Linked DNA regions of Homo sapiens: region 1 is linked to region 2. Evidence: read pairs that join two places in POLR2A ChIA-PET (ENCODE). Cell type or tissue: endothelial cell of umbilical vein. All regions are shown on one strand. Each heading gives the region's core, and the rest is flanking DNA. Links, peaks and the distances in the headings are about the cores only. Region 1 has its middle 5.6 kb from the start of PLOD2. Region 2 overlaps PLSCR5 (phospholipid scramblase family member 5).

Region 1 (2,927 bases), core at 177-2,676, 440 kb after region 2:
TGGTGTGGCACACTGGCCAATGCCATGCTTTTCTCTATTGGTATATGCTTTAAAGTAAATTCTCCTTACTTTCAGTTCTATTGCAAAAATGTTTCCTTTTTTGGAAAAAAAAAGCCACATAATGCATTACCCAGATTTTAAGAATGGCAGATTAGGAATACCATTTGTACTTTTATGCCATATTTCTGAAGGATATCCACTTCCCTAAGACCAAAGTTTTATAATTTTCTATGATTTTATGCTCTCTGTTCTTTATATAACATCTAATATTAGAGTTATTTACATCTTTAACAAAATAACATCTAACATTAGAGTTTTACAACTGTTTCTATTACATAATAGATCTCAATATTTTCTTAGGTAGACTATACTTCATTTCAAGATAGCATCCTTAGAGATCTCACCAAGTAGAATTATAATACAATTATTTAACTGAAAGTTTCTGGTTGAATCAAACACTTGTAATCAATGTATGTTAATCTCATGTCCGTCATAAAAAGCTCTGCCAGAATAGGGATGATCAGAACCAGCAGACTAAGAGCCATGGGAAAGACAGGTAAAGAAATACCTAATAGCAGATGGTAAGACAATGCAGGCAGGAGGCCTTGAGGAGGTTCAGAGATTCAATTAAGTGACAGAACTCCATTTTCTGGAAAACTTAGAAGAAGATCAGGAAAGATCTCAGTCTGAGATGAATTAGGCAATCAGACAGGGATCCAAAATAGTGACTAAAATACTTGAACCAAGGTATATAAGGGCATGCTTAATCATAGAGGAATAAAGTAACAATATCATTATCAGAAATTGAGTATAGCATACAATCAGAACTGACTTAGAAAGATTCAATTGCATGCTGAGCCCAAGAATTATTGATCATAGACTCCTTGTGTTCTCAATTCTTACGGAAAGGATTGGTTTTAGATTCTAGGGGTAGGACAAGAAGCCAGTCAAAATTTATGGGGGTCTAAAACATTAGAGATCTTTTTAAAAAAGATTATGTGAGTTACAAGTATAAAATAAAATAAAGAAGTGAGTACTTATTTAGAATAAGAAAAGAAAGCCCAATAATTTAGAGAATCCTTGGAGCTCAGGGCCCTTTTTTCTAAGATTTCCCCAGGCCGTTTCCAAGAAGTGTTTTCTTAGTGATTGTTCCTGATTACAGCTTGGCTTCCCTTCCAGCCTAGCATATCGTACAACTCCCAGACACTCCTAGCACTTACAGGGGCCTTTGCAAGTGAGGGGCATTGACATTTAAGCTTCAATAGTTTCAGGGTAAATCTGCCTCTGGGCAGAGCAGATGTCAGAGAAAGGAGCTAAATGGTCCCGAGAAGCAGGAGAATGAGAGATTATAAGGGCAGAGAGTCAGTTAAAAAAAAAAAAAAATCATTAGAAACTACTGTTGAACAAGAAAATGTTGACTATACACGGTGATTAATCATAATTAATGCTAATCTGGTGTTACCTATGCCAACACGTAGGTCATCGTGTGGAACTTTGGTCAAACATATTTGGAAGACTGAATGTGAATGCCACAGTGATTGCTGACCCTGAAGGATGATTCACGGCCTAGACAGTTCTGCCCAATCATTTTGACTAGTCACAAACATCTGCTAGAATCATCTTCAAAATACTTGTGTTTGCTGGCATTCTTTCCTATCCTGGCATGCTCTTCTTACTTTGAACTTGGCTGAGCTTAGTTTTACATCTGACATCATTTTGCTAGGTACAAGGGTTTCACAACTCATATCCACAGAAAGAAGATTCCAGATAAGCACACTAAGATGACTAAAACGTAGAATTAGTGTTATTTAAAAAATATACTTTAAAGTGTCCTTATCTTCTCTTGAAGACAAATAAGAAATGAAAGAAATAAAACACCTCAGAAAATAAACCATGCTCATTTTCCCTGTGATAAATTACTGTTTTTGTTGCACGAGGAAACCTGTTTTACTTTTGTGTTAAGCAGGTCATTTATTGTTTAAGTCTAGCTCCTAGGAAATTCTTCCCTTTACTATTTTTGTTTGGTTCTTTTTATTTTTAACTTCTTAAAATGTAGTTGGTCTCATATAGGCTTTGTTTGAAAGGACGTTCAGCCTTGAAAAAGTCACCTGGTAAATCATTCCTGTCAAATTACAGCTTAAAGAATTAAAAGGGAAAACTGCTGGGGCCCACGGACTATACTGCAAACCTCTCATATATAAAGGGGAGCTTCAGATTTGTGGCAACTTGATCATCCTAAAATTAGAGAGGTCATCCCCTGACATCTGCAGCAGAGACCTGATTTAGAATGAAGAGTCACAGCACAAAAGTTCTGCTTCATGGTATTCTCTAAGCCCTCATCTCCAGTTTATATCTTATATTCACTGTAGTTTCTACTCCCATCTAAGTTCTGATCTTAAACTTGTGTTTCCCAATGCTATAATCAATGACCTCTCTGAGGCTTCCTCCTATTCCCCAGTCTCTCTTCTGTAATACTTTTCCTATTTATCTGACTTTAACAGTCTCCTTTGCTGATTTCTTTTTTCCTCTTTCCTCAAAAGGGTCCGCCCTCTCTGAGTTTCAGCTCTTGGATGTCTGGTGGTTTTTCTTTGTCCTCTAATTCATTTAACATCCCCCTTCCTCTGTACCTCCAGGGTTATTCCGCGAATTCCCAAAGCTTTACTTCTTATTCACTCCACAAATATTCATTGAATAAATATTCGTTGACTCCTTTTTCTCTCCTACGCCCACATTCAGACATCAAATTTTGTTGACTCTACATTCAAATCTATCTGGAAATTGACCTTCATTTACTGCTACTGACTTGCTTAAAGCCTCCGTCATCTCTCTCCTGGACCACTGCATTAGCTTTCAAGTTGGTCTACAGGTCTACAGACTTTCTGTTTTATTTCTCCACTCACTCTCCCTTATCTTCCTCTAATGTGGCA
Region 2 (2,927 bases), core at 155-2,654:
GGATATCCATCCCATCAAGCATTCAGCCTTTGAGTTACAGACAATCCAGTTACACTCTCTAAGTTTTATTTTCCCATTTGTTATTCAAATTATGTGATATAGCCATTTATTATAAAGAATCTGACATGCGTTATTATTGATTCTTAAATGTGATGGGCTAGAAATAAGTATTTCTGAATTATAAAGCAAAAATATCTTGAAATTTCCTTATGGTAAATTAAAGATAGAAAACAAACAGAAAATATCTGCTTTAAGCGCACAGATCACTTAGCAGACTTTTGGGGAGTAGGACTGATGAGTTTTTTCTCAAATTCCTAAAACTGCAAAAATATCATTACGTTATCTTACTTTAAAGAAGGTCTAAAAAGACAAGAGATGTAGTTGTTTTTAAAGTAAGTTGCAATCTCACTAAAAACACTTGTGAAACTGTGTAAGAAATAAAATTATAATGTGCTTTCATTTCATTGTCAGAATGAACCACTAAAGCCTAGGCTATAATGAAAAGTTTTAGCATGAAGAATTATAATTAGTATAATTGGTGAAAACCTTTTAAATTAATTACAAATAGGATAATAGGGCTCATCAATTTGTAATATCCTAAATTAGTGATCCATTCAAACAAATGTGTATGCTTACTTGCTTCCTTTATCAAAACACACTTTTGGTCACTATTTAATATGAAACAAATGAGATAATCTTTCCATTTTTTATCAATCTTTAATGTAGACCAGTCCCTCAGTCCCTCAGAATCACTGAGAAAGCTCACACAAATTGTAAAACATAGATGTGAAATAGCAAAATCATGAATTTAACATATGTGTCATTTTTTTCTATCTGAAGACAAATAAACAAAAAACCTTGACAAATATTTCCTTTCATTTAAGACTGACACTACTATTTAGTCCAAAATACTTCATCACTTTATAAAATAAGAGTTACAGCAATACTGTAGACTGTAAGGTAAAAAGTTGCAGAGTGTATAAAATATTTATAAGCTAGTTATACATTTTTAAAAGAGTAGATAGAAATTCAAAGCCAGTACGAAATTCAAAGGAGTTCCTTCTTCATCTGGTTGTCTGAGTCTTTGAAGAAACTTGTGACTGGAAAGTAATATTATGTCAAAATATGATTAATCTAACAGGAAGCAGTGATGTTCCATAATGATAAAGACCCAAGTCTAAACTTAGAAGCAAAACTTCAGGTGGAAAACTGACCCTCCTTCTGCAACCGGCTCAAAATATTTAATGCATGGAAGGATAAAACACCTATTAGAGACTTCATACTACCTAGGAGAATATAAGTGATAATGAAGCTTTCTTGTGAATTAGATATCTTGTTTAAGAGGGCAAGTCAAATTATCACCATTATCTAAGTAAAACATTTTTGTGGATAGTTTTCTTCAGCTGTATATAAACACATTATTTATAACATCATGTTTTCTTGTCCAGTAACTATATTGGCAATTAGCATTTTCCCAGGGAATGCAGACTAATTGTACATTTCACATATTTCATAGGCAGATCAATCAGCACTACTAAACCAAAAGACAGTCTAAATACCAGGTGCCATTAGAACTGAAGAGACATTTGTGTGAGCTGGAGCATCCTGGCTTAGTAGAAATTAACACAATTTAAGAGCAAGTTGCTCTCAAACACGGTGATCTGAACTGAGCAAGAGCTGTCTCCAAAGGTTGCTTCAATGTGAACTAAAATCCCAGAAGAAGCAGCTAGTGATCTCAGAATAGTGATGTCTCTCAACAGTCTCAGGCAGAGACTCACTCACACTCTACTCCTAAATAAAGACTTTGGACACAATATCCTCTGAGCTCCAAGTGCATTAATGCTTCTGGACTTGCTGTGAAGTCTAAGGCCCTCCAGGACTGGGCGGGAATGTACAGCTACTTGCCAAACCCTCCATAACCTACTGCATTTTGTTACAGCAAACATAATTTACAAGATAAAATTGGGGTAATTTGTGAATCCCTTTAACAATTAAGTTTACAATGAGAGAGAATCTAAAAATCTTATACTAGCTATTGTTAGAAATTAATCCCTACACATGGTTTTTAATTGAGAGATAATATGTGCAGTGAAGTACATAGAGCACAAAACCTAGGCTCCATGATTTTTAAAATAAGGACCCATTCATGACCACCACCAAGATCAAGATATAGACATTTCTAGATTCTATAATGTTCTCTTTCTAGCCAATAGCCATGCATCCTCCCTTTCCCAAGATGGACCACTATTCTGGATTTTATCATTGTGAACTAGTTTTCCCTATATCATAATTTTGCTTCTATGTTTTTCTGAAAGTGACAATGGTACATTTTGCACTAACGCTAAAGAAATAATGTTTATTGCCTTTTAATATTTTTGCATCATTATTGTTATATTAATGGCCATTAGCTCTTCTCCCAAATCTGACATAGTGTTACATAGTCTTTCTCTGGCTTTACTTCTTAGGATCCTATTGAGGAGCCATTCTCAAGAGCAGGGGAAGGTCTAAAGCCTATATCCTTTGTATCTGCCCCAGATGTGTGAGAAGTTCAGGGTGGGGGTACTTGCGGAAACCAAACTGCTATAGTATTATCAGTAGGAAGCTGTATTTTAGTAGGGCCATTTGACAAGTTATTCCATTTGGTCCTAACCATAAAGCATGTCTACATTCTAAATATCACAGACCAGTACAAACTTAATGGCCCTACACTAATAATAATGAACTCAGTTTATTCGTACAACCTTAAGGTTAAATAAATAAATGAATGAATTTACTTCATGAATAAATAAATGAATGAATGAATGCAGAATATGCTTGAGTTTTCTTAATGATGAGAAATTTACTATCACCAAAGGAAACCCAATTCATTTTTAGAATTTATTTTTCACAGATTTAAAAGATAAAGATGTTTCTTCACCACCCCCCTG

The links. Peaks named below come from ENCODE experiments on the same cell type or tissue, not always from the same donor. Only the 100,000 strongest peaks of a DNase experiment are listed, where the experiment ranks them.
Region 1: POLR2A ChIA-PET joins it to region 2 with 6 read pairs; 2 of 35 experiments call an interaction of 5 or more read pairs at or near these places.

Annotation. Positions count from the first base shown.
Region 1 is chr3:146,165,321-146,168,247 of GRCh38, reverse strand. No RefSeq gene overlaps it. Among named protein-coding and RNA genes, the nearest start is that of PLOD2, 5.6 kb to the right of the region's middle. In endothelial cell of umbilical vein, for the core only: no CTCF peak of the experiment used is centred there; DNase peaks (open chromatin) are centred at 1,417 and 1,572; H3K27ac peaks cover 1,767 bases.
Region 2 is chr3:146,601,763-146,604,689 of GRCh38, reverse strand. All of the region lies in intron 1 of PLSCR5 (phospholipid scramblase family member 5), which reads left to right. Among named protein-coding and RNA genes, the nearest start is that of PLSCR5, 2.1 kb to the left of the region's middle. In endothelial cell of umbilical vein, for the core only: no CTCF peak of the experiment used is centred there; no DNase peak of the experiment used is centred there.